Regions from separate parts of the Mus musculus genome. Here all the other regions are linked to region 1. A link is a loop called in an ENCODE intact Hi-C map of the cell type or tissue named here. Cell type or tissue: left cerebral cortex. All regions are shown on one strand. Region 1 holds the start of Gm31125 (a long non-coding RNA gene). Region 2 overlaps Ssbp3 (single-stranded DNA binding protein 3). Region 3 overlaps Yipf1 (Yip1 domain family, member 1). Region 4 overlaps Ttc22 (tetratricopeptide repeat domain 22). Region 5 overlaps Lexm (lymphocyte expansion molecule).

Region 1 (5,000 bases):
ACACACACCCGCGCAGCTGACTCTTGAAAGTTGTCCTGTGACATATAGCATCACACACACACACACCCGCGCCTAGGCTCTTTAACCACAGAGATAGAAACAAGGCCGGAGGGTGGGGTACCTCCTCTGTGTTCATGTCTTCTCAGTGGCTCTGACCCTGCTCTGTACTCTTCTATCTGGTCTCGGTCTTTTAACATTCACTTCTGCTGTGTCACTTTCCTGGCCAGACAACTTTAGGGACCCTCCACCCCCTCCCCCAGCCCCTATTCTGAGGAATAGATTCCAGCTCCCACACCTTCCATGCATGGTACCTGAGCCTTGGCTCCCTTCTAACAGCATGATTCACATGTCATGCATTCAGTCTGCAAAGTTTTGGTCAGTTCTTGTTTTGTGCCAATCTCAGGAACATAGATGCTTAAGTGTTCAGGAGCTAAGTGTGTTTTGAGAGCTCAGAGTCGGGGGCTCTGAGGAGGGGCACGGACAGAGACAGAGACTGGGCTCCTGCCAGCTCCCTTCTTGCTGGTTTCCTGTTTACAGCTGCCCATCCCGCCAGCACAGCACACAGATGCTCCAGAGAACTTTGGTGAATTTTCAGACCTGCAGTTCAATTACAGAAAGAGAAGCAGGCAACTTGGAATCCGCCTTCAGCAGCCCTGAAAACCTCTGAGGAAGCCCCTCTAATCCCTCCATGTCACGCGCACTCCTCGACTTCTGCCTTCCTCTCTCTCCCCCCCATCTGAGGACATATGGCCCCTTGAAGTTTTTGTTTGCTTGCAGGGGAAAAACCCACCCTGCCAGTGTGGAGTGTTTCTCTTTCTCTTATTATTATTATTATTAAGCATCAGGAGACAGCAATCTGCGTGCAGATACCGTGCGTGCATAATTAATAAAAAATCTCATTATTTATTTATAAAAAAGACGCATGGGGAACTGGGGAACTAGGGCTATCCCCATTATCTGTGGAGAGAAGGGGAGAGACAGTTTTTGAACATTGGATCCTTCCAGAGAAGCAAATCTCTATGCATGCAATGAATAAAAACCCATGTGCTCCTGTGGGGAGTGAGGATCTGTGCCCAGGGGGCATCCGAAAGCAAAAGCGTGGTCAGGAGCTTAAAAAAGAAAAGGGACTGATGAGAGTCTAAGGCTCACTCACAGAGCAGAGTAAGTATACCATGTTTGAGGAGACCGGCAGGATAGAAATACTGAGAGACACGGGTTTAGTAGCTAGTCCAAGGAAGATAACCTGGGGCAGACTCCAGACTCTGGGAGAAGCAGCTGGAGGGAGAGATGCTGGCACAATCCCATCACTAGTTACCACATTAAAAAAAAAAAAATCTAGATGCCAGGTGAGGGGAGCCCCTGGGTTGGCTATGACTAGGTAGGTAGATGATTTTAACTTGATGGTGATGGCGGGGTTCTACATGGCCGTTTTGCCCTTGGCCTCCTGCTTCTCTGATGCCCGGGCAAGACCTTCAGAATTAACAATCCAACTTATTACGTAACAAACCCTGAGATCAGGGAATCAGGGACCAGCCTTTCCAGGTTTGCAGAGTCCGGGGTGAACCTTCTCACTCTCTTCTTTCTCTCTTTTTTTCCCCCTTGAGACATGCTTTAAAATAGAAAACAGGCTTATGCAGGAACCAACCCATAGACAGGGGTTGACTGGCAGGGATCTCCCCCACCTTCCAGTGCAAGTAACTCGTGCAGTGGAACGCTCGCTCAGTCGCCCCGGGTGGTGGGCTCCGGGAGGGGTGCGGGGAGCGCTGGGGGTGTGGGCCTGGGCAGCAGCCCCCGCAGTGTTACCCGGGCGCGTGCAGGGAAACGTCTCAGCAATTCCAGCACCCGAGCGGAGCGCGCGGGAGGGGGGGTGCGGGGGGGGGGGGGAACGGGCGGCGCGGGGCACCTTGAAACCGCCGGCGGCCGCGCGCTGATTGGCCCAGCCGCCGCCTCGGCGTTCCAGCCAGGCGCCCCTCCCCCCGCGCCGTCCACCCCGGAAGGAATTTCCTCCTCTGGCGGCCGCTATTGTTGTTCGTCTTCGCTGTTTGGGTCGGATCGCGTAACCATAGTATCCAAACTGTGTCCGTGCGGGGCCCCAGCCCGGGACCCCCGTGCCCCCCAGACCAACCCTCCACTTTTTTCTTTTTGCAGTCTAGTTATCATGACTTCATCGGACTCCGGGGAGCAGAGGAGGGGGATGGGACGGGGGGGGGCGGGGAGCTGGCCCATTCCTGGCGGCCCTTACTTCGAGATGGTTTCAATTAGAATTTTTAAAAAGTCTGCTTTGTGGGTTCGGGGCTTTTACATCCCCCCTCCTCCCGTAAAATCGTTGGCCGGAACTCGAATGGGGCTTTCCCTCCGTTTCCCCCCTAGAGCTCTTCGCTCCAGCCGGACTTCCCGGCTCAACCGGGCGACGAGGGCATTTGCAGTAGGAATCATCCCCTAAACGCACCCCGGACCTCGCGGCTGCGCTGGCGAGGCCGGCGATGGGGGCCAGGACCCTCGGACACTACAGCCTCAGGGCACGTCCTGCTGGGGTTTGGGGCTCTCAGGCGATGTTCTGGGAGAGGAGGTTCGCGGGATGGATGCCTGTCAGTCACACCAGGAGGGGTGGCAGAGGATAAAGGGGTGACAGGGAAGCAGTTGACAGGTTCTTGGGTAGAACAAGCCTCCTAGCCTCTTTAATTCCCCCCACCCCTCATCTCTGAGCCACAGACGAGTAGGTGCGTGCGTAGAGCCTGGACCCAATGTCTGCCTCAACCTCTGAAGAAAAATAAAAAGGCAAAACCAGCCTTTTCCCGCGAAGTGCCTTGTGCGGGGAGGGGTGGGAGGCAGCAGCAAGTCCGCACCGAGCGGGCTGCGCAGCGCGGGAGCCCCGGGGCTGGGCCGGCGGCGGGGGGCGGCGTGTGCCGGGGGGCATCTAGTATTCCCAGAACCCTAGCGTCCTCGCGGCGCTCGCCCGGGCGGGGGAAGTGGCGGCGGCCCGCCAAGTTCGGAGCAACAGTGCCCCCTAGAGGCCGCGCGGGTCTGCAGGAGGGGTGGAGAGGGTGTGGAGGGTAAGGGATCTAGCTAGTACATGGGACCAGGGCGGCTGCCATAGGGTTAGAGGCCTAATAAGTCCTGGAGCACGGAGCTGGACTGGGGTGGTCCTTGGCAGGCTGGTGACAGGCTGGAGGACGGCCTCCAAGTGACAGTTCTAAGGGCTGGAGGATGGGGTAGGAGGGTTTACGTTTCTGTTCTAGAGTTTAAAACTTGGTGGAAAGTCGGGGGCATCCAACTGCCTTTCTGGAGGATGCTGGACCTTTAAGCTTCCCCAATCAAGTCTCGGACCTGCAGTTACTAAAACAGACCCCTAGAGAGAAGATCCTTCACTCATAGGCTTGTTTGAACCGGCCGTTCTGTTTTCACTGTCTTTGGGGCCATTCTTGAGGCATCAAGTCTCATTTTATAAGTGAGAACTCAGAAATTTCACTTGTTCAATCAGCAGAGAACTGAAGTCCCTGTTTTGTGTTTTATCTCCTGCATCATGGGGACGGGAACCTAGGTTTGGGGAGCAGTCCAGGCTCTCTGTTTTGCAGCCCTGCCAGACCGGGTGGAAGTGGATGCTCCTGGATGGGGAGAGGGGGCCTACAGATAGGTAATTTATTGCAAAACGCTGGGCTCTAGTTCTCAGTGTCCACATCTGTAAAATGGGAGGGGGACATGGGGTTATAAAGAAGGTATCCAGCATCCCCCCCCCCCCCCCGCTCCCCCAACACCCTTAGGTGACACAGCTAGGCTCCTCCTCTTTCGTCGGCCACGCCCTCTCTTGTGCTCTTTTGCTCCTCGATTAGGGTCTGCAGAGCTGGCTTCCTCCCTACTCGCCCTCCCTTCTTCCCTGCAGGGCTCCGGGGGCCGCCCCCTCCTTTTCCCTCCCCTCCTGGCTGGCGCAGAGCTGACTGCGGGAGGGAGCGGTGGGCTCGCAGCCAGCAGAGCGTCAAGTCAGCCCCTGGGGAAGGGAGGGGGGTGCACTGGCTGCTGCCGAGGCGCTGTCAAGAGGCTGCAGCTCGCGCTGACGGGGCCAGGGTCCCTGAGGGTTATTTGTGTCCAAGGTAACTGGTGTCCGAGCTGCCTGCTAGCTGCCTCCCTCTTTCCCTGGTGACTGGGGAGCTGTCTGTAGTCATCTTGACTCTTTTCTCTCCCTTTTGCTTACCAACAAGCAGGCACCAAAAGTCTGGTCCTTTCCTTTCTTCCTTTAAGTAACCTCTAAAATTCTCTTCTCCATCCTCTCAGGCACCTGCCCCTGCTGGGACTGGGGGCTCTGAACTGGAGATTCTCTCAGCTTTCCTGCACATCCTGCCCAGTCTTCAGTTACCCTCAAGATCGCCCCTCCCTTGGTTCCCTCCCTGACGCATGCATTGTATTCTAGAGACTGTTCTGTTGGCTGGGCTGTGGTGGGTGCCCAGACTTTGGCGATAGCAAAGTGAGCAACTCCTTCCCTGCAGAGTCACAGGTTGCTAAAGAGATAGCCAGTATGGTGACAGAATAACTATTGGTAGAATGAATCATTGTCGTCGTCGTCGTCGTTGTTGTTATATTGGCAGTATCTCACTAGGTAGCCTTGGCAGGTTTAGAACTTGCTATGTAGATCAGTCTGGCCTCGAAAGATGGGTTCCCTTCCACTCCCCACCCCCCTTTTTTTTGAGACAAGGTTTCTCTGTGTAAATCTTGTCCTGGGACTTATATTGTAGACCAGGCTGGCTTGGAACTCAGAGCTCTGCCTCCTGAGCTGGGATTAAAGGTGTGCATCACCATAATCCAAGTCAGAATGCGTTCCTAAGAGGACCCTTGCCTAGGCTGAGGCAGAAAAGGCTTCCTGGGGACACGTGCTGAGTCCCGAGGGAGACAAGGAAATTGGTCCCATACCAGGAAGTAAAAGAGTAATTATGTGGAACTAAGGTGAGCTGATGTATAAGGGGAGAGATGAAGCTGGAGAGACTCTGACTAAGGTGGACTGTGGTTCA
Region 2 (5,000 bases), 130 kb before region 1:
TCCGTGCATTCTAGGTATCAAAGAGAAAACACAGCACCGAGGAAGCCCTCTGAAGGTGCCTCGCTCCTTTATGGTCATATTGGCAAAGGAAGTCGGAGTGACTGTCCCATCTTACACATACATACCCACCCACTTTCCAAAGCCACTTTTGAGGCTACAGAAGTTTCTTCAGAGGCCTGAGGCTTAAGGCCAGTGAGCAAAACCAAGCCCATTGTGTCCCCAAAGTAGTGGGACTCTCCACACCTGTGAAGGATAGGAGGGGCTAATGATCCCTTCAAAGCCCACAGAGAAAACCCATCTGCTGCACGGAGAAGCAAGCGCAGGCTTTATTTATAGCTACAGATGACCGGAATGCTACTCTCAGAAAGGTGGAAAGGCCTCATCTCTCTCGGTACCTTTCCAGAATCTCCTATGGCTTTGCAGGGATGAGGAAGGGGGAACAAGAGGAAGGTCTAACATGATTTCAGAGACAGGGAGGAAAGATACAGGAGGAGGGGACGGTGAGCCAGAGGCGACTCATACAGTCCCTGGGACTCTTCTAACTAACTGGAGGCTGAGTGCCCTCCATGGCCCACACAAGAAACGGCAACTGTCACACTATCCCCACCCACTGGGAGATGGGGGCAGAACCATCCTGTGCATCAGAAAGGCTGAGCTCAGAAAGGTGGTGTGCTGAAGCAGCAAGCTGAGACTCTTGGCTGTCATGTGAGCCAACACAGAAGAGACTGAACCCACCTCTGCCATCTGACAATCATCTTTCCATAATGGAGGTCTGGATAAAGATACTGAGTTCTTGGTTAAGTCCTTACCAATCCCTGGACTTCGTGTCTTTCCATCCAGAGGGAACAAGCTGGTGCAGACTCAGATGACGCAGCAGCTAAAGTAGGAGATGCAAAACCCCACCTACTTCCTGAAACCTCATTGTCGGGCATGGGGTGTTCTTTAATTTCAAAGTCCCAAAGACTTTTTACTAGAGAGGCAGAGGCAGGAGGATCACTATGAGTTTGAAGACAGCCTGGTCTACAAAGCAGCACAGCCAGGGCTACATAGTTGAGGCTCTTGTCTTAAAAGGGGGAGGTGGCGAGCACCATCCATGGGGAATTACGATTACAATGTCGGACCCTCCACCCATTTGCCCAGACAGTATCCACATACAAGGAGACCCTGGCTACCATCCCTACCATCAACTTGACAAAAGCTAGAGTTATCTGAAAGGAGAAAACCTCAATTGAGACAATACCTCCATAAGGTCTGCCTGTAGAGCATTTTATTAATCAGTGATTGATAAGGGAGGGCCCAGCCCACTGTGGATAGTGTCATCCCTGGGTTGGTGGTGCTGGGTTCTCTAAGAAAGCAGCTGAGGCGGCCATGAGGGGCAATTGCAAGCACCACGCCATGATCTCGGCATCAGCTCCTGCCTTGAGGTTCCTGCCTTGCTTTAGTTCCTGTCCTGACTCCCTCTGTGGATAAACAGTGCTATGGAAGGGTAGGACAGATACATGCGCCCTCTCTCCCCAAGCCATGGTGTCTCATCACTCATGGTGTCTCGCAGCAACAGATACCCTACCTAAGACAGGAGGATGGGTCTCCCCTGAGTTTCACCTCCGGGCTGACCCAGCCAGAAGAAAGCCAGCTCCTTAAGAATTGTCCCCAGTGAGACCGGAGAGCTGGGCAAGCCACAGTGGAGAGCTCCATGTGCAAAGGCTGGAGCCAGGACTCCTGAGAAACAGTGGGGAACAAAGAGGGTGGCCAGGGTGCCCTGCAGGGCTAACAAAGCAGGCTTTCATGGCAAACGGTCACTGCACTCAGGGAGGCCCTTTGGGTTAAGGTTTAAAGAGATTCCACTGTACAGATGAAGCCAAAAGAAAAGAAGCCCCAAGGGAAGGGAAGGAGGGCCACGGGGGCCTAGACCCCCGTGTGAAGCCGAGACCCCCGTGTGAAGCCGAGACCCCCGTGTGAAGCTCAAAGGCACCTAAGAGCCCTCTCGAGCAAGCGAAGGAATGAGCCTCTAGCCCCACCCCTCCCACGCCCACTTGTTTAGCCTCTTACTTTTGTTTATTTTTAACCTGGGGCCTGCTTCCGGTCAGGTTAATACATTTTTAAAGGAAAGCCTTGCATGTGCTGTGGCCTCCCCAAGAGAGGGTGGATCAATGGCCCTTCACTTCACTCACTGACACCAGCAGAGGCCAGAGGGACAGGTTGGGACTTGGGCAAACAGCATCCTTGAGTGGGCCTGAAGAGGGCATCTGCCTCTGTTTCTGTGGCTCCCAGGCCACTCTCCCTCCCACACCAACTAGCAGAGAATTCCAGACAGCCAAAACGTGTATTGTTCAGTCCTTGAACAGCCTTGGACCTGTTGAAAAAGACTACTCCCTTGCCCATGCCCTGTATGGCAGTTTATCTGACAGATGGAGAGAAGTCATAAGGAAAGTGACATGGCACATTGTGTGCATGTGGACACCTGACCTGTATCTCCCACTGTCTAGTACACCTAGGCCCCCAACCACAGACCCTTATCCCATCATGGAGTGAGTATTGAGGGCTCCCCACCCCCCTCAGGGGACAACCTCTCCGACACTGACAGATGGGGAATCCTAAAATACAGTGTATGGATCATGTTTCGTGACTAGCAGACGAGCCAGCCGGGACACTCAGAGAACCTGGCCGGCTCAGGAACAGGATTTCACACATTTTGCAGAGCGGTGGACCCCCACTCTCCTCCACCAGCTTGGAGTTGCCTCAGGAGACAACAAGCAGGTGCAAGCCTGGGGGAGGAAATGTCGTCCTAACACTTTGGAGGCTGGAGCAAAGGCAGAGTCTGCTGTCCTAGGCATCTGCCACCCACTCTGAGGCCGTCCACACTGCTTAGGTCCCAGTCCCGGCTCCAGCCAGACGTATTACCACCTTTTCTAAACCTTCATTTGCTGGTCTAGAAAAGTCATGGTGGATTTTTTTCTTTCTTTCTTTCTCTTTTGGTGGGGGGATGGAGGGGAGTTCATGGCAGAACTCTCATTGGGTCACAGTGAAGAAGGTGAATGGCAGAGCTCTGGAGTACAGCAGACACAGTAACCATCAACTTTACAACAACACAACTGTGGGTTCCTCTCTTTCTAGCTGCACTGAAAGACTCCAGGGGGCCATGCAAGCAGGCCGGGAGGTTCAGTAGTTTGGGGAGTTATCTCCCTCTGGGAGGCTCCCTATGGAAGGGCTTGGGAGATTCTCTAAAACAAACCCCTAGTGTTCTGTTATTTGTACCCATTAGTGGGCAGTGCATGGAGGGGGCAAAGGAAGGACACATAGAGGTTAGAAGCTGAAGCCTACCACCTACTGGTCTGACACACACACCCCTCAAAGCCTCCCACATAAAGCCCAGACTCTAGGGCTCCCAAGGATTACACCTCTCCTCCTCACTGCTGCTCACATTCATCACCAAGATCTTCTGGCTTTAAGAGGGAATGAAATGTCTGGGCAGGTCTCACACAAAGTTCTAGATACACAGCTCAGCAAAGTGGGCTAACTCAGCAGAATCTAAGGTTAGAAAGGAAGAAATGAGACTGGGGAAATGCAAAAAAAACAAAAAAAAACAAAAAATAAAACCCAGGCCCAGTGGCTGAGAAGCACATCTGATTGGACACTATGGAAGGACGTGGTATGAACAGCACAGTCATTTTTGGTTGTGAAGGCCTGAGGTGCAGCGTTTACTTTATCATCTATTTTCATTTACAAAGAGCATGCACCCACACATATTATGGGAATGGGCAGCAAACTCTAAGACTAAGAATGAAGTGCATCTGTCACTCTTGAAGTAACAATGCTTCTGTCCAAAATGTGACAGACGCCACTCCAAGAAAGGCAGAGTACTCAAGTACACTCAAGAGACTTCCTGGATTCTTCAGGGGTTGCTTTATTACGATCATAAAGACGTGCTCTGGACAGTGACACCTACTGGGGTGGACACTCCTCACAAACTCGGGGATGGTCTTATAAAGGAAAGAAAGCACCAAGACAATACCATTTTCTTCTCCTGTTTTATATGGTTGCGAGAGCAGAGACATGATGAGTAACCGAGAGAGGGAACAAGGTTCCTCACCGGCCAAGCCCTGCCGCCTGTTGGCATGTGTGGTTCAGCTGTAGTGTGCTGAGGACAGGCATAACCCAGATTTCCTACTTACACTATGTTGGTTTCACCAACTGAAAAGCTACAAATGCCTCTCTCCACTCCTGTCATCTGAGCGTGCTCTTCTGGGACAGACCGCCTGCAAGGTTCTAAGACGTTTCATCTGGGTTCTGTGCAAAGGGAAACTTACATGAGGGAAGAAAGCTGGCTGGCCCCAGCCACTATACAGTAACACACATCCGGCGCTCCATGGTTTTCCACAGCAAAAGCACATCTGTATCGACACTGTACAGTGTTTACCCTTCCAATAAAAGTTACCAGCTACAGAAGCTGCCCGGGACAGACCACACACACTCGACAAACCATCAGTCTTTCTGCCTCCCTACAGGGGAGACCCAGGCAACCCTCTACCTTCCCCATCACCCTTCTTTAAGAAGGGAGCCAAGTAGTCTCAACATTAACAGGGACGGAAGGCAAACCTGCCTGCTTTCTAAGGCCATCCCCCAGTACATGCACAGGCATTCCCTTTATGCTTTCCAAAAATCTCTAGAAATAACTTCTCACTCCCAAAGCCAGGTGACGTCTCACTCCTATCGCTGGCTGAGACCAGACCGTGACTGTGGCAAGTACGAACTTTAAGGTCCCTTATAATAGTAACTTAAACACTCCTCTGAGGTTACAGACCTCTGAGAAGGTTGGCTTGTGTTCTTGAGTCCCTCCACACCCCACAAACAAACAAGCAATACGTCCATGGTCTCCCCACATCCAGGTACCTATGAACATGAACCTATCTATAGCTAGGTCCTTTGCAGGTGTAATCAAGCTAGCATGAGGTCATATTGGATGTGAATGGGCCCTATTCCAATGGGAAAATGTGAACACA
Region 3 (5,000 bases), 510 kb before region 1:
GGGGACAGATGGATGGCTAAATGACTGAACATATTAACAAAGAGGCAGATGGACATACAGACAGTTAGTGCTCTGAGCACAAGAGCATAGTAGACAGAGTGTCAGGGTCACCAGGAAGCTGATGACTGTGGGAAGGGAAGAGCATTCTAGACAACAGAACTGCACTTTATATAGCCTTAGGAGGTGCCACTCACAGCCTTATCTTTTCTTCTTGATATCTTTCAAATGTTCCTCTCAACTGAAGGTTTAATTCCCTTCAGAAAGTGTGTAAACAACACTGACAACACATTTATCTCTGGCTCTCCAGTAGGGAGTGAAAAACAAACTGGGACCTCTTCCATCTTGTTTCATCAACTGAAATAAGGCAGTGTGGTGCAGGACAGAAAAGTCACTAAACATGAAAAAGCTCAACAAAATGCTCAAGTCAAGAACAGACAAAAAAACCCCGCGCGTCCATTCTCGGCCTTCCTTGCTTCCCTTCACCAATGTGTGCTGTCCTATAAAACTAAAATCCAGGTGCAGACCCAGCTATGCTTGGCACAAGGAACCGTAACGGAATCAGTAAGTGTCCCTCCGCACCAAAGTCATCATGGGTGTATGAGAAAGCACTTGCTTAGCTTGTACGGGCCCTGGGTTCAGGTTCAATCCTCGCCCACAGGGAAAGGGGGAAAAGGAAGGCACACTGGACATGATGAGACACACCCACCTGTAACACTAGCATCTGCGGAACCAGAGGCAGGAGGATGAACTAAGTACAAGAGTTCAAGTTCAGGGTCATCCTCAGGTACACGGTGAATTGGAGGCTAGCCTGGGCTATATGAGAACTTGTCAGCCAAAAAAAGGTACTAAGAACATAGAACAGGAGGCAAGGAATAAGTTATGAAACTGGATCTCTCTCTTGCACACTCTAACCCGCTCAGCTAACCATTCACAGAGGAATAACTTCAAAGGCCCTGAGCACATGAAGCACAGAAATCCAGAAGCCTTCAGAGAAATCCAGGGGTCCTTCAAGAGAGGACAACACTGGTTTCAGAGATCAGTCGGAGACGTCACAGAATGCAGAAAAATCACTGAGACAATTAGGATATGGAAGAAATCCTTCTGTGCTACTGGACAGTGTAGTGGGGATAGAGAAGGTGGGTGTGATCACCAGAGCAGGGACTCCCCCCCCACCCCCGCTACCCCAGGGTCTACAAGCTCAGGGTCTAGCCTTTGGTCCCTGATGGTAATGCAGAACTGATGTACCTTCCTATTTGTGACATACCCTGAGAGATGAAATGCCACCACCTGCTTTCCCCATTAGCTGGATTTGGCCGCTGTTACTGTCTGGTTGGGAGTGGTTATAGCTGCTGGGAGGTGGTCCATCTCTGGAGCATCAAAGAAGTAAGCCTGCAGGAAAGGAGACACAGGAGGGAGCCATGTTAATAGTCTCTGGCCCCCCCCCCCCATTATATTTGTTATCACACCAGACTGCAGCCACCTCACTGTGTATCTCCCTGACTCAACCTTTTAAAACTTAGCTCCAGCCAGGCGTGGTGGCGCATGCCTTTAATCCCAGCACTTAGGAGGCAGAAGCAGGCCAATTTCTGAGTTCAAGGCCAGCCTGGTCTACAGAGTGAGTTCCAAGACAGCCAGGGCTACACAGAGAAACCCTGTCTCGAAAAAACAAAACAACAACAACAAAAAACTTAGCTCCACTCACTGGCCATGCTATGTTGCATGCCTGACTCTTCTCAGAGACCTTAAGGGGTTGTACGATGATCTCTCCTGGCAGGTGCAGAAACTGAGGCTCACAGAGACTGTCCCTGGGTAAGTGAGCGTGGCGCATGAGCAGTGGATCCAGGACTCACGCTAGCAATTACTGTGTCACACAGGGGATACAGGGACTGTCTCTGCCTCTACCTCTGCTCTGCCAGCATCTCGGTCTGGCCTGATAGCAAGTAGCCAGATATTTATGGACTGACTTGCTAAACCAGTTAGTTGACTTTCTGCAGAGACCTCGAAAATAAGGTGCTAAGCACACCTCAGTCCCCAGGACTTGAGCTTGAGAATGAAGTGTGTGACAAGAGCTTCCGCTTGTCACTCTTAGCTGCCAGGAACCAGGAGGAGGTGATGGGACAGGGGAGGTGGCAACGAAGATCTTCCCTCCTGCCTTAAGGTCAGAGGACACTAAAGTTAGCACAGAAAAACACCAATCTTGTTAGCCTTGAGCCCCCCCTTCAAAGGGTGTGTGGGAGGGTGAAGCTGTTACTATCCCAAGGGCCACTAGATACACAGGATTCCCTTGGCATGGGTGGCTCAGGAAGATGAAAAGGTAAAAAGCTAAGAACCATTTTCAGCAGCTCTGCCCTTATTAGCCAGAAGAGGGTGCCAACACAACACACTTGGGCTTCCCAGCCTGTTCCAACCTTCATACTTAACAGATCTCTTTAGCTTCTCTTTGCCACCCGCCCCCCCACCCCCACCCCCCAGAAACTCCCTCTAGCTTATCACAGCCCCAGAGCAAACCTAATTTAAAAGTTTCTCTTGCAGCTGTTTCCTGGCACAAAGGAAGGCGATTCCTCTACTTGGGGGTCATGAGTGAGACCGAGGCCATCGTGTCTGCTCCTCAGGAACACTGAATGGGACTACCAGTGAAGGAGTGGCTCTCTTCCAGGCCACTTGAGGAAATGCTCTTCAGGAAGCTATGAGTCTCAGAGCTGAGTGGTCTGCGTTCCCTGTCTGCACTAGTTACTAGCACTGTGCCTCTAGACAGGCTTCTCTACCTCCTCGGTTTTGTCTGCAAAATTGCGGGGTGGTGGTGGAAAAAGTCTCTAAAAGGCTTTTTCTTCTAGCACAGCCAGTGATGTGGCACAGGGTCTGTGCTCAGCTCAGCCCATCCTGAGGCACTGTGGCCAGTAGGCGCCATTTTCCCTGAGCTCAGTGGTAATCATCCAAACGTGGGCTTGCCTGGCTCTCGACAACCCACCAAGGACCCACGCTCTGTGCTTCCTTCGCTGTCCCTGCCAGGTGTGTTCAGTGAAGACCTGGAGATCATTTTCCAGTGCAGTCACCGAGGGACCTCAGCAGATGTGAGGCTGCCACATACATCACTGCTCTGAAACCGAAGCACTAATCCGCGGTTCCCAGGGGAGACAGGGAAAGCCGGGCGAGGCTGTCTGCTTCAGCTGGTGCCCCTCAGCTCGAACAGCTCCCTCGCCAACTCCTCCCACCGCTTTCCAATAATTATAATGTCTTCTGACATTACATGAACAGTTTTCTTTCTCTGTTTTTCCGTATGTGTGTGTCTGTGTATGTTCACCTGTGTGTGGTATATAGGCACACATGTACATGTGTGTGCAGGCCAGAGCATAACCTCAAGTTTATTCCTCTGACACTCTCCTCCTCTTCTTCCTCCACCTCCTCCTTGATAATCACACCAGGTCCCCTCCTCACACGTAGGCTAGGCTGACTAACACTGAGCCTCACCTGTCTCCATCTCCCCAATTCTGGAGTTACAAGCATGCACCATGCTCAGCTCTTTTTATGTGGGTTCTGGAGACCGAACTAGAGTCCTCTGAAAGCACTTTACCAGCTGAGCTGTCCTCCCAGTAAACCCCTGCTCATAAGTCAAGGTGTTGCTTTTATACCTCTGAAGGGCCTGCAACTCACTATGAGACCCAGGTGGGCCATAAACTTGTGGAAACCTTCTTGCCTCAGCCTCCTGAGAACAGAGATGACAGATGAGAGACACCTGACACAGCTAACCTGTCATAATTTTCATGCTGCAAACCTTATCCAAACCTTCCAAGAGGACAGACGGTGCTACGATGTGCATGGTCAGTCCCTTTATCTTAGGAAAGAGAAAGGCGGCCAGAGTAATAACCAAAGCTTGGGTGTGGGAGCTGGAGGGACCCCGGCTTCCTCTATAACCAAAGCATGGATGTGGGAGCTGGACAGGACCCCCAGCTTCCTCTATTACCAAAGTGTGGGTGTGGGAGCTGGAGGGACCCCCGGCTTCCTCTATAACCAAAGTGTGGGTGTGCGAGCTGGACAGGACCCCCATTTCCTCTATTTTGATTCTCCCTCCTCCAGAAGAGAAAGGAGAAGCCATATCCAACAGAGAGAAGACAGTTCAGACACAGGGCTTTGGCTTAACATCTGGCCATCAAGGGCTTCCTCTGCTCAGAACACGGCAGTTCCTCCTCAAGAAGAGCCTTTCTCCCAGCACACACTTCTGCTGCAGAGGCCAGCACGCCCCGATTAGGAGACTTTTCAGAGCTGGAAGGAATGAGCCTCTCTCCTACCTCTGCCTCTCCACCAACTTCTCAGCCATTATACGATGGAAGACGGTCAGGTCAGGTCAGGCCAGGTCCAGGGAGAGTGAAGGACACAGTCACAGTCTGACACAAGAGCCTTGGTCTGTTTATGAGCTCTGTGACCTTGGGTCACTCCTGTGAGAGCAGCAGAGTGGCCCTGGAACTTCTGCTTACGCCTCTGACTTAAAGGACCCTTCACAGTAAAGGAGGGGCTTCCATGGCCATAAGCCAACCGTCATGGAAGTCCAGAAAGAAATGAAACTGAGGTTGTGACAGTTATGGTGCCTCAGTTTACTACTAAGCAGCTCCCAGGTCAGGGCTCTTTCTGCTTCATAATAATGCTCTCTTCTAGAGAGTTAGTTATTTTATTTTATTTATTTTTTTTATTTTTTGGTTTTTCGAGACAGGGTTTCTCTGTGTAGTCCTGCCTGTCCTGGAACTCACTCTGTAGACCAGGCTGGCCTCGAACTCAGAAATCCGCCTGCCTCTGCCTCCCAAGTGCTGGGATTAAAGGCGTGCGCCACCACGCCCGGCTTATTTTACTTTTAAATTATATTTATTAGTGTGTGTGTGTGTGTGTGTGTGTGTGTGTGTGTGTGTGTGTGTATCACAAAGGACATAGTGCGAGCTTGGAGATCAGAGAATGATGTAAAGGAATTTGGTTCTCTCCTTCCAGCGTGTGGGTCCTGGATACTGAACTCA
Region 4 (5,000 bases), 210 kb after region 1:
TCCATGGGTGGTGCCTCAGGATCCAGAGACAAATCTCACTAAACCCATGGTTTATAGAACGATAGACTTCTGATTAGACTGGATGGTCAGCCAGGTTCTCAGACAGTATTTGCCTCGGCAAGGTGAACTTTGTCCTGGCAGCTGCTCTGTACATTCCAGAGAGGCCCCAGAGAGCTGACTAATGATCTCCTGGGAGGGGACTGATGGGAAGGAGGAAGGCTCCTTCCGGGTCACCGGGTACAGTGGTACCTGCTTCTCACAGCAGCCTTGGAAGGTATAGTTAGTGTCTTCCTCATAGGAATTAGAAAACAGCCTAAGAGCCACAGTTCAATGCCTCAGTCCAAGCAGAAGGGCCAGGCAGGATTCAGGTTCTCATTTGCCTCTCTCCAAAAACTGGTTTTTCAACTGCCAGGAACAGTTGGAAGGTGTCAGACCTGCCTAGGAATGTGTCCTTCTGGCGCAACTGGAATGTCTTCCGTGGTGACAGACCGGGCCAGAGCACAGGGACAGGACAGGAAGAAGTCCTTCCAGCTCTGCTGGGGGTACTAGTGTTCTCGCTTCCCTGCCTCAGCAGGTGTGTGGAATAACAGAAACTTGAGGTCCTCTGCTCCAACCAGGGATCCCAGAAGGTCACTGAGCCAGCCTCCAGAAAGCTTGTGGCAGGGTAGCAAACGGACTGGTGGGGGAAGTTTAGGGATTGGGTGTGACACCTTGGGAGTGAGTGTCTGTCATCATCCTGGGTTCCCTAGAGAATTCCACCTAAAGGACTTCAAGTTCCCTGCTGTCCCTTTGTCATGACTTCTGGCCCTGTGGGTCGCCTTGCTTCTTGTGGTCCCCACACTGACTGAGCTGTGAAGAACCATATCTCTATTGTTGTGGATCTGAGGCAGACTCCAGGGTCTGTAGTGGCTGTGGGCGTGAGAGAGTCCAGTGCCCTCTCAAAGAAGAGCAGTACGCCTGACTCTCCTCAGCTCCCCAGTGCACTAATATCCACCGTGCAGCAAGCACCCTGTGCATATCCTCTCTTCTGTCAAACATAATTGAGTCAGGTGATGCTAAAAGCAACTGACGTCTCAGGTCCTGTGTCTTTGAGAATATGGAGACGCAGCCCTCAAGGTCACCAGATGGGTGGGACGACAAGGCTGCAGCAGCCCCAGAAGCAATGAGCAGCAAAGCTGAGGGACTTTTGCTATCACTGAGGCAGGCATGCTCTACCCTGAGCCCAGCCCCTGACTGTGGTTCCTCCCTGTCACTCAAGGCTGTGTGCCCTTGGGCAAGCCTGCACCTCTCTGAGCCTCTGTTCCCTCATGTGTGGACTGGTGCCAATAACGTGGCACTGCCAGCATTTCTATGAGATCAAGGGATGATGATGCGGAAAATCACAGGCATGCTTGGTACCCAGCTCGTCAGCCCCTGGCCTGGCTTCCTCCTCCTGTTTCTGAACTGGATCAGAACACTCAGAACTGTGGTGGTTCTTGTTCTCAACTGTCGCCATGTGCACACAGGGGTCCTGTGGACATGTGTGCCCAACTGTACCCACATACATCAGGAACCCTGTGGAGGTGTGTGCCCAACTGCACCCGTGTGCACACAGGGATCCTGTGGAGTTGTATGTGAGACTAACGGCAACCATGTGTACCAGAGATCCTGGGGAGGTTTGTGTGTGTGTGCCTAAAGGCAGCCATGTATACACGGGGATCCGGGGGCTGCTGACTGAGGGTCCCCTCCAACCCTGCTGGGCATGAAAGATGGAATGCCCTCTCTGTTTGTGAGACAGGCCTGTGGCATCATCACCCATAGTGCAATCCAAATGGCTTAAGTGCACTGGACGCTCGCTTTCCCTCTGGAGCCTGCTGTGCCCTGCATGTGAGGGAAACACAGTGTCTGATGGGCAGTGTGGGTCTGTGAGGCCCGAGTTAGACACAAACATTTATGAAAGTGAACTTCTGAGCTCACACAGCCCACAGGCTCCAGTTTGGCAGTGGGTCTTACCGTTACCGAGGCCTGCTGTGACAGGTGGGGAGGAGCTTGTGTGTGTGAGTGTATGAGCATAAACGTGTGTGAGCACTCACTTGTGTGGGCATGCATGTGTGCAAATGAGTCTTCATGTGTGTTCACACGTGAATCTGCACTTGTGTTAGCAGGCACGTGTTGCACAGGACCACACACCAAGCAAAACTGCCACCATCTTCAGGAGTTCTCTTTACATAGCCCTGAACTTGCTGCATAGACCAGGCTGACCTCAAACTCAGAGGCCTCTGCCTCCTGAGTGCTAGGATTAAAGGTGTGTGCCACCACAGCCTGGCAAATTCTGTGCTCTTAATGTCCACGGAGCCTTGAGATTTGTGACCAGGAACCACCAAAAATCAATCTCTGTCTCTTTTTTTCTCTCTGTCTCCCTGTCTCCATCTGTCTCCTCCCTCTCCCTCTCCTCCCCCCACCTCTGTGTGTGTGTGTGAGTGTGTGTGTGAGTGTGTGTGTGAGTGTGTGTGTGTGTGTGTGTGTGTGTGTGTGAAGGTGATCTTCAGAGGAAGGGAGGAGTGATAAAAGCCACCCATCTCTTTATAATTCTGTCAAGAAAGAGGAGCCGGCCTTAGAAAGATAGCTCAGCAGTCGAATGCTTTGTCTAGTGTAGCAAGGCCCAGGTTCTACCCCCAGTACCACAACCCCAAACCTCCCAGCAGGGAATGAAGAGCAGAGCACAGACATCCCAAAGACCCGGCCCCTCACGCAGGTTACAAGTTGAACACACCAGCCTCCCACCGTTCCCCTTTGAAGTTAAAAGAGCAGCCATTTTCATTAGTCCTCTGGCCTCAAGGAGCTCCGGGCTCACCCTGCCTGCCTGCTGAGCCTCTCCTATCAGCTAATAAACCTCCTGCATTGCACTAGCTGTGGTAGCCATGGCTCGCCTCCACAGCTCCTGCAAGTGGTGGTGATTCTTGCAGGAGTCCTTTTCCCTACTCCCTGAGTGCCTCCACCTCAATCAACCACCTTCCCAACAAAGGGTACTGGCTTACCTGAGAGCTCTCAGTACTCCCCATCCCAGATTTGTGAGAGTGCCCATGGGTGTGTGTGTGTATGTGTGTGTCACTCTGCCCTCCTTTTCTGATCCCAGAGAAAAGCAAAGGCCTTCAGACAAGTTAGAATGGGACTATTCAACTCCCACTTGATAGCTCAGTGCCCTCAGGCAAACTGCTAGGCTCGAGAGCCTCAGCTCCAAGAGAACCACAGGATTCTGCTCTAAGATGCAGTGGGGAGGTGCCCAGAGTGGGCAGCTGTGTGAGGTTCCCAGGCGCAGGTGACATGCGGAATAGGCTCTGATGGATGCAGTTGCTTTCTAGGCCGCGGGTGGTCTAGGGATAAAACTGCATGGGGTATCTGGAGAATCAGGTTAGAGTCTCATGAAAGGGGGCTGACAACGTCAGGAAAAAAACGTGGCTAAAGTGGGAGGTGGGAGCCAGTTTCAGAGACTGAGTCAGATTGCTACAAAGTTTCAGGCTGCCTCTCTCTGGCCCTCTTCTCCTGCCTCAGGCAGACTGTCTCTGAAGTCCTGCTCCTTAGGCTCCTGCTGTCTCCGGCCTTTGCAGACTCCATGCTGGCAGTGCCCTCAGCCTACTCCTGTCCGCAGATTGCTGCCTCTTCTACAAGCTTCCACCGGGCACTTCTGCTGGACAGTGTCGCTTCTCTGGGACTTGCTCACTGCTCCTCTATTCCACCGGACCTGGATTTTCTGGGTCACTGCTGATGCCAACCTTGGGTCCCCATGTGCCACTGAAGTCCACTTCCACTGTCAGGCCTATCTAGGTCTGTGTAAAAAGTGTGTTCTTCTGTATACCGCAGAACATCCCAGGCAGAGGTCCAGAGCTCAGCACTGGCACCTGTGAAGTCTTCATGGCAGCCAGAGACAAGCAGCTTGTTAAAGCCACACGGCAAAAACAGCAACAGCTGAGTTCTCACGGCCAAGTTCCTGCCTGACTCCGATTGCGGAAATCATCACGGTTGCCATGTTTATTGAGCACCTATGTAGTACCAGGTACTTCATGAGTGTGGGCTCACTACTCTTTGGCGGATGGGGCAGGGGGCAAACCCTACCTCTCTCCTGGCCACAACTGCTCCCAAGCAACAGCCTCTTAGCGTTCCATCCTCTGGCTGATCACCGGCTGGGCAGTATCCACCGTGGCTTGTGGTGACTATACAGAGAAGAGCTGGTCTCTGTTTGCCTGCCACTCCCAAACCTTTGCCTCCCTTTGCCTCCCTGACCACCTCTAATAGGAAGCCTTCCGTCCCCCCAGACACCTCCTGAAAAAGACCTTGGTGGTTATAAATCTCCCTTCCTGTGTTATTCCACGGATGAGAAACAGCACCATGGAGAGAGAGCTTCCCCATGGGTGGCCCTGACACTGAGTCTCTGAGCCTCAAGCTTCCTACCCAGGGCCTTTTAAGCACCACACCGTTGCTGCGACCTGTGACCACAGCCGCACTCAACACACACACAACGCTGGCTGTTCTACCCATGCCCTGGCATTTGACTTCATGTTCAGGCTGGAGGTCCCAGCTCCCAGCCACACTCCCAGCTACACCTAGCTTGTGGTAAGAGGAGGAGGCTTCGTAGGTGAGAAAATAGATGTTCACCTATGGCTGCCTCTGTGCAGGCCCTTTCTAGGAACTTTACAAACATTAGCCCTAAATTATGTCATCAACCAAATGGTACCACCATTATACTAATGGGAAAACCCATGACACACATCACGTCATTATCTCACCTCACTGAGAGGGAAAGGGTACGCGGAGAGCCCGGAATCGGTTGAGTGGAGCTGGAGAGCTCAGAGAGCCTTGAACCTGCACTCCCAGGCTAAGTGCCCTCTTGACTTGTACCCTGCACTGTTGTCCGGAGGTCAAGTCCATGCCCTCCAACGGGGCCTCGCTAAAGTCACCACTCCAACACTTCTCTTTAAGAACTTGCATCTTTTGGTGGAAAAGACGCTCAAGATGTGTGCAGA
Region 5 (5,000 bases), 230 kb after region 1:
TGGAACTCACTCTATAGACCAGGCTGACTTCAAAGTCATAGAGATCCACCTGTCTCTGCCGCCCAAGTGCTGGGATTAAAGGTGTGCACCATTATGCTCAACTGTCATATTTCTTTTTATGTTCTATTATGTAATATAGTTGCATATAAATGACCTACTATGTGCCACACACGGTTCTAGAATCTGTGATCATGAGGTGGTCTGGATAATTAAACGTATATGAAAGATGATATGAAGTATCCACCCTGTAGTATAACATCTATCTATCTACTTGAGCTGGGAAGGATAATGGTAAGAACTCTGAAGAAGAATGAAGCTGTAGGGAGAGGCAGAGCATAGGGTGGGTGGCAGAGCATCTCAGGAACTCTCAAAATGATGAAGCAGATCCAAAGTGACATTCAAGGGTCAGCTCCAAAGTCGCCTGTCCTGGGAAACCAACTGCCTGTCCACCAGGGCTGCCCCAGTCAGGACCAGATGGGCCCTCACTTATACCTCTCTTAGGTTTGATGTCTCCGCTGTCTATCCCAACCAGAAGAAATTCAGCACCTTCACAGAGGCCCCATACTCCAGACATCATTCGGTGGAACTGGTGAGCCTGCTTCCTTTCACGTGGTCTGTGTCCCGCCCCCAATACGCCCGCGCATGCTCCAACCGCGTCCCTTCCCCAATACACCTGCGCATGCTCCAACCCAAGCTTGCCTCATTCTTGGCTCCAGATGTTTGATAAACTCAGGACTATGCTAGAACCCTAGGAGTTTAAGGGCCGCAGGCTTCCTCTTCCACAGCTGTTTCTACTCTGTATTTCCCTGAAGTGGAACAAGGCCAGTCACAGAGGTGGTCAGGACTCGATCTTGAGTGCTGAGCTCCTCCTGGTCGTCAGACTGGGGAACTGTCTAGTTTAATTCCTAGGCCAGGGGTGACTTGCACATGCAAAGGGGTGGGGTAGGTGGTTATGACCGACTCAGCTGAGAGCCTGCTTTAACTTAGTCCCACATAGGACCTGGGACCTATAACTCCAAGGATACCTGCTTCAGCAAGAAGTTCCTGGAACAGAAGTTGGGCTCAGGATGGTCCCAGGCCCACGAAGCCACTCGGCTGACCCAGCTACCCCACTTCCACTACCAGGCCATCAAGAAGGAAAAAGAGCAGCAGGTGAACTTCGGGGCATACCCTTCCCGACCTCTAGGAGCAAGGCTTCCTGTCCACATGGCTATCCCTCCAGAGTCCTAGTGGATACAGCTTCCTCTTGGAGAACACCGTCACCCTTTGGGCTCTTCCTGGCTGGACCTCCCCAGGTTCCTTTTCCATCCTGCGTTCTTTTCTTTTGGGGCAGGTGCACAAGCGTGGCCCTGGCTCCTACAACATCAAAGACTTCATAACTGAGCTGCAGAAGAAACCACAGAGCAAACGGGGGCTGCTCAGCTCTGGGGAGACACGTTTCCGAGGTTTTATTGGGGTACGTGAGCTTGTCTCTTCCACCCTCCGTCCTCTGTGGGAAGACTGTTGCTGTTTGGATGTTTGACAAGCACCCTTCTCTGAACCCGTCTTCTCCCTAGGCTTGCCCAGACCTTCCTGGCTTTCTTGTTGGCTCTTCTGCTCTCCTGTGTCTTGAGCCTAGAGAAACCTAGAGTATATTAGAAACCCAACAAACATATTCATTTAGCTAGGCAACCAGGAAATAATGATTAAGCAGCAACTGAAAGCTGTGTACTGAACTAGGCTTTGGGAGAGCGGGGTGTCTGGCAGTGACAAACGTCAGAGCGGGCATCTTAGTGACACACACCACAGTATGAAGAAGGAAATACATATCGTTCTTATGGAGTTTTGAGGGTAAATGGCACAGGGAAGGAGAGTGCTGTGGGGTGATTTACAGAGAGCAGTCTGGGGAGGCCTCACTGGAACAAAATCTGCAGGGGACTCATAATACCTGATCCATGCACTGGCTTTCTGAGCTATGGACGGAAGCAAGACCCAGTCTCCTTCTTTGGGGGACAGACAGAGCTGATCCTCACAGTGGCCTGATTTTTGTAGCACTGGCCCCACCCCCTCTACCAGGTCTGGCTCCCCAAGGGTCTGGTTGCAGGGTCCAGAGAGGAGGGTGGATTGCATCACCTATGGAACAGCAGTGCCCCCATGTGGCTAGAAGGGGCATACCAGCCTCAGAAATCCAGCCAGGTCTCACCTCCCGGCACCACTTAGCTCTGTTCACTGTACTTCAAAGACCACCTTTGTGTTTAGGCTCCTAGCCACAGTTCTTCTGATCTCAGGACTTCCTGTCACCTCACCCCGACTTGTGGAATGGGACCTACTATCTGCCGGGCCCTGGGCAGAGGGCTTTGCAGACATTCAACTCTATCACTATTCCTTGAAGGAAAGTATTACCATCGCTGTGTTAGTCCCATGGACCATGAAGCTCAGAGGCCTGAGTTCGCCCAGCTAGGAAGTAGCAGAGCCAGGTTCCTAGCCTAGGATTCCGGTGCTCATTCTTTCCAGCCTGTTCACAGCATAGCGAGGAAGTTGATCAGCTTTGTAGTTGTAAAGGGCAGATCTATGGAGGCTGCGGAACAGGAAGGTGGGTCTCAGGGAAGATGGTGTCTGGGGATCTTAGTGTGGTTGATGTGGTTGACAAACCAGAGGGTAGGGAAGGCATTGGGAGAAAGCATTGTAAGCAAGTATGATCAGGGAGACCAGGCTGAATATGAGGTGCTGAGTCAGAGGTGCTGAATCAGATGTGCTGAGTCAGATGTGCTGAGTCAGAGGTGCTGAGTCGATGTGCTGAATCAGAGGTGTAGCTGGACTTGGAGATAAAGGAGTGAGCAGAGGAGGGGGCTCACCGGGGATGCTGTGTGGTGGGGTGGGTAACAGGTGCTCACTCCAGAAACCCTGTTTCCCTTCTTGAGATCTGAAACCCCAAACATGTCTTCCTCAGATGAACCAGAACAAAGACTGGGACTGACAGTCTTTGCATTTCCGTCTCCTGCCCTGCAGAATTATTATCCTGGCCCTGGAAATTATGGGGAGAAGGGGAACCCGTACACACAGCTGGAGGAGAAGGCCTGGAACCGCTCACATTCTGACGGCCTGATGTGTAGAGTGTCTAACAAGCCACCCTTGTTTCATCAGGTACCCCCTCAGCAGCCTCATCTTGCATGGTCCTATGGGGTGACCTCGGGGTAGAGAGGCTGAAGCCCCACCTTGGCCACTCCCCTACAGGCACCATTACCGCTTTTGTCTCTAGGGCAGTGGCCTGGGACCTGGTACCTACACCATCAAAAGCGATCTTGAGACCTTTGTGAAAAAGTCCACTGGTAATCGTGGCCCCTATGACATTTTCTCTGGTGAACGGAGCAGTCCTTTGCCCTATGGACATTACTCTGTGCAGGTATGTGCCTGAGTGGGTGCTGTGAGGTCTAATCCTTGGTGAGCTAATTTTTGATTATCCACAGGAATGTGGCCGTGTGTACCAAGTGCTGCCGGAGAAGGGGGTCTACTCTGTGCTCCTGCCAGGGCAGGGTATGGCTCCCTGTGTGAGGCGAAGAACCTGAGGTTGGCCACACAGATATGATGGGTCAGAGTCACAGTTTGGACATCTGACCCCGCGGCTACTTCTCTCAGCAATAACATGAACTGTACTGATAGACAGGTGGCCTGGCATGCACCAACAGGCCTGTGGGGACCCCAAGGGCACAGGCGCAGTGTCTGGCTGTAAACATTTCCCAGGCTTCATGGACTCAGCTGGGTTAATGGCCTGGGTTAAAGGAGCCCTAAACTGGAAGGTGGGAGAGGAGACTGGGCTAGAAATGTAGCTTGCCAGACTTCTTTCCCATCCCCATCAAAATCCCTTACAGGTTTGGTGGCTTTCTCTGCTTTGCTCTCTTCATGCCTATGGCTGTGGGGGCCAAGTGTGTGTCCAGACTTATTTGTCTTGTCCCCAACTTGGGGTCACTGAAGAGCGGGATTAGTCCAGTTCACAGGTTAGATGCAGGGAAAGAGACCGTGTGGAATTTCCAGTCTCAGGGAAAGAAAAGTGCAATCAATGGAATAAAAACAGCAGCTTTAGTAGGAGACCCTTGTAGTGGGAGTTCCTTGGTAGTCACTGTCCTATGTCCTGTGACATGACTGATCCTAGGGTCTCCTACCTGCCACTAAGACCACTGCCCAGTACAGCAGGCCTTGGGACCCGCCTCCCTCACCCCATGTTGGTACTACAACCAGAGCTGAGCCTCTTTGCTTGAACATTTTTGTTATAGATTTATTTATTTATTTTAAAAGATTTATTTATTATATGTAAGTACACTGTAGCTATCTTCAGACACCCCAGAAGAGGGTGTCAGACCTCATTACAGATGGTTATGAGCCACCATGTGATTGCTGGGAATTGAACTCACGACCTTCAGAAGAGCAGTGAGTGCTCTTAACCGCGGAGCCATCTCTCCAGCCCTATTTATTTTTTTAAGAGCAATTTTAGGTTCACAGAAAAGTTGAGAGACAAATATGGAGTTTCTGCATCTGACACCACATACAGACTCTCCTCACTATAAATCTTTTGAAATGTACATTTGTTCCCTTATATGGGTGTGCGGGATTGTTTCATGTGTTTGTGTGTTTGTGGAGGATAGAAGACAGCTTGCAGGAGTCAGCACTCTGCTCCCACTAGGCAGGGCCTAGGGCTAACACTCAGGTGTTTAGTGGTCTTTACCTGCCTCCCTCCCCCTACTGTCAATGTCCCAGGTCAGAGCAGAGCCTCTGTTAATCAAGGAGTCCCATCAGCATCACTTGGTTTTCTGTGAGGGTTAGTGAACCTGCGATCCCTGGTACAGTGAACCTGCGATCCCTGGTACAGTGAACCTGCGAGCCCTGGTACAGTAACCTGCGAGCCCTGGTATAGGATTTCTTTCTCTCTTCCCGTTCCTCAGAAAATGAAGCCCAAGGAACTGACAGATTACAAGAGCTTTCTGGACGAAATGAACTCACAACACAAGAAGAAACAAGGGGTTTTC

Evidence for each region. A loop is a pair of places that touch in the nucleus more often than their neighbours do. Peaks named below come from ENCODE experiments on the same cell type or tissue, not always from the same donor. Only the 100,000 strongest peaks of a DNase experiment are listed, where the experiment ranks them.
Region 2: a loop joins it to region 1, with 2.6 times the contacts of the local background. A loop is called at or near these places in 2 of 42 quality-filtered maps.
Region 3: a loop joins it to region 1, with 2.1 times the contacts of the local background. A loop is called at or near these places in 2 of 42 quality-filtered maps.
Region 4: it touches region 1 in a loop (2.9-fold over the local background); 7 of 42 quality-filtered maps call a loop at or near these places.
Region 5: it touches region 1 in a loop (2.9-fold over the local background); 7 of 42 quality-filtered maps call a loop at or near these places.

Annotation. Positions count from the first base shown.
Region 1 is chr4:106,837,065-106,842,064 of GRCm38, reverse strand. Gm31125 (a long non-coding RNA gene) reads left to right here and starts at 1,904. Exons shown (of 2, transcript XR_376510.1): 1 at 1,904-2,076; 2 at 2,371-2,787. In left cerebral cortex, CTCF peaks have their summits at 2,042 and 3,014 (motif pointing left); DNase peaks (open chromatin) are centred at 1,115, 1,884, 2,981 and 3,955; H3K4me3 peaks cover 2,171 bases; H3K27ac peaks cover 2,863 bases.
Region 2 is chr4:106,962,250-106,967,249 of GRCm38, reverse strand. All of the region lies in intron 4 of Ssbp3 (single-stranded DNA binding protein 3), which reads right to left. Among named protein-coding and RNA genes, the nearest start is that of Ssbp3, 53 kb to the right of the region's middle. In left cerebral cortex, no CTCF peak of the experiment used is centred here; DNase peaks (open chromatin) are centred at 684, 2,710 and 3,387; H3K27ac peaks cover 3,811 bases.
Region 3 is chr4:107,346,803-107,351,802 of GRCm38, reverse strand. It overlaps Yipf1 (Yip1 domain family, member 1), which reads right to left. Exons shown (of 10, transcript NM_145550.3): 9 at 1,265-1,389. The coding sequence ends at 1,300. Among named protein-coding and RNA genes, the nearest start is that of Ndc1, 19 kb to the left of the region's middle. In left cerebral cortex, a CTCF peak has its summit at 2,360 (motif pointing right); DNase peaks (open chromatin) are centred at 2,372, 2,764 and 3,151.
Region 4 is chr4:106,624,324-106,629,323 of GRCm38, reverse strand. All of the region lies in intron 1 of Ttc22 (tetratricopeptide repeat domain 22), which reads right to left. Among named protein-coding and RNA genes, the nearest start is that of Ttc22, 4.4 kb to the right of the region's middle. In left cerebral cortex, a CTCF peak has its summit at 2,927; a DNase peak (open chromatin) is centred at 1,359.
Region 5 is chr4:106,611,491-106,616,490 of GRCm38, reverse strand. Lexm (lymphocyte expansion molecule) reads left to right here. Exons shown (of 10, transcript NM_183182.3): 2 at 502-589; 3 at 988-1,152; 4 at 1,334-1,456; 5 at 2,989-3,123; 6 at 3,239-3,382; 7 at 4,917-5,000. Among named protein-coding and RNA genes, the nearest start is that of Lexm, 3.2 kb to the left of the region's middle. In left cerebral cortex, a CTCF peak has its summit at 2,138 (motif pointing left); DNase peaks (open chromatin) are centred at 2,133 and 2,732.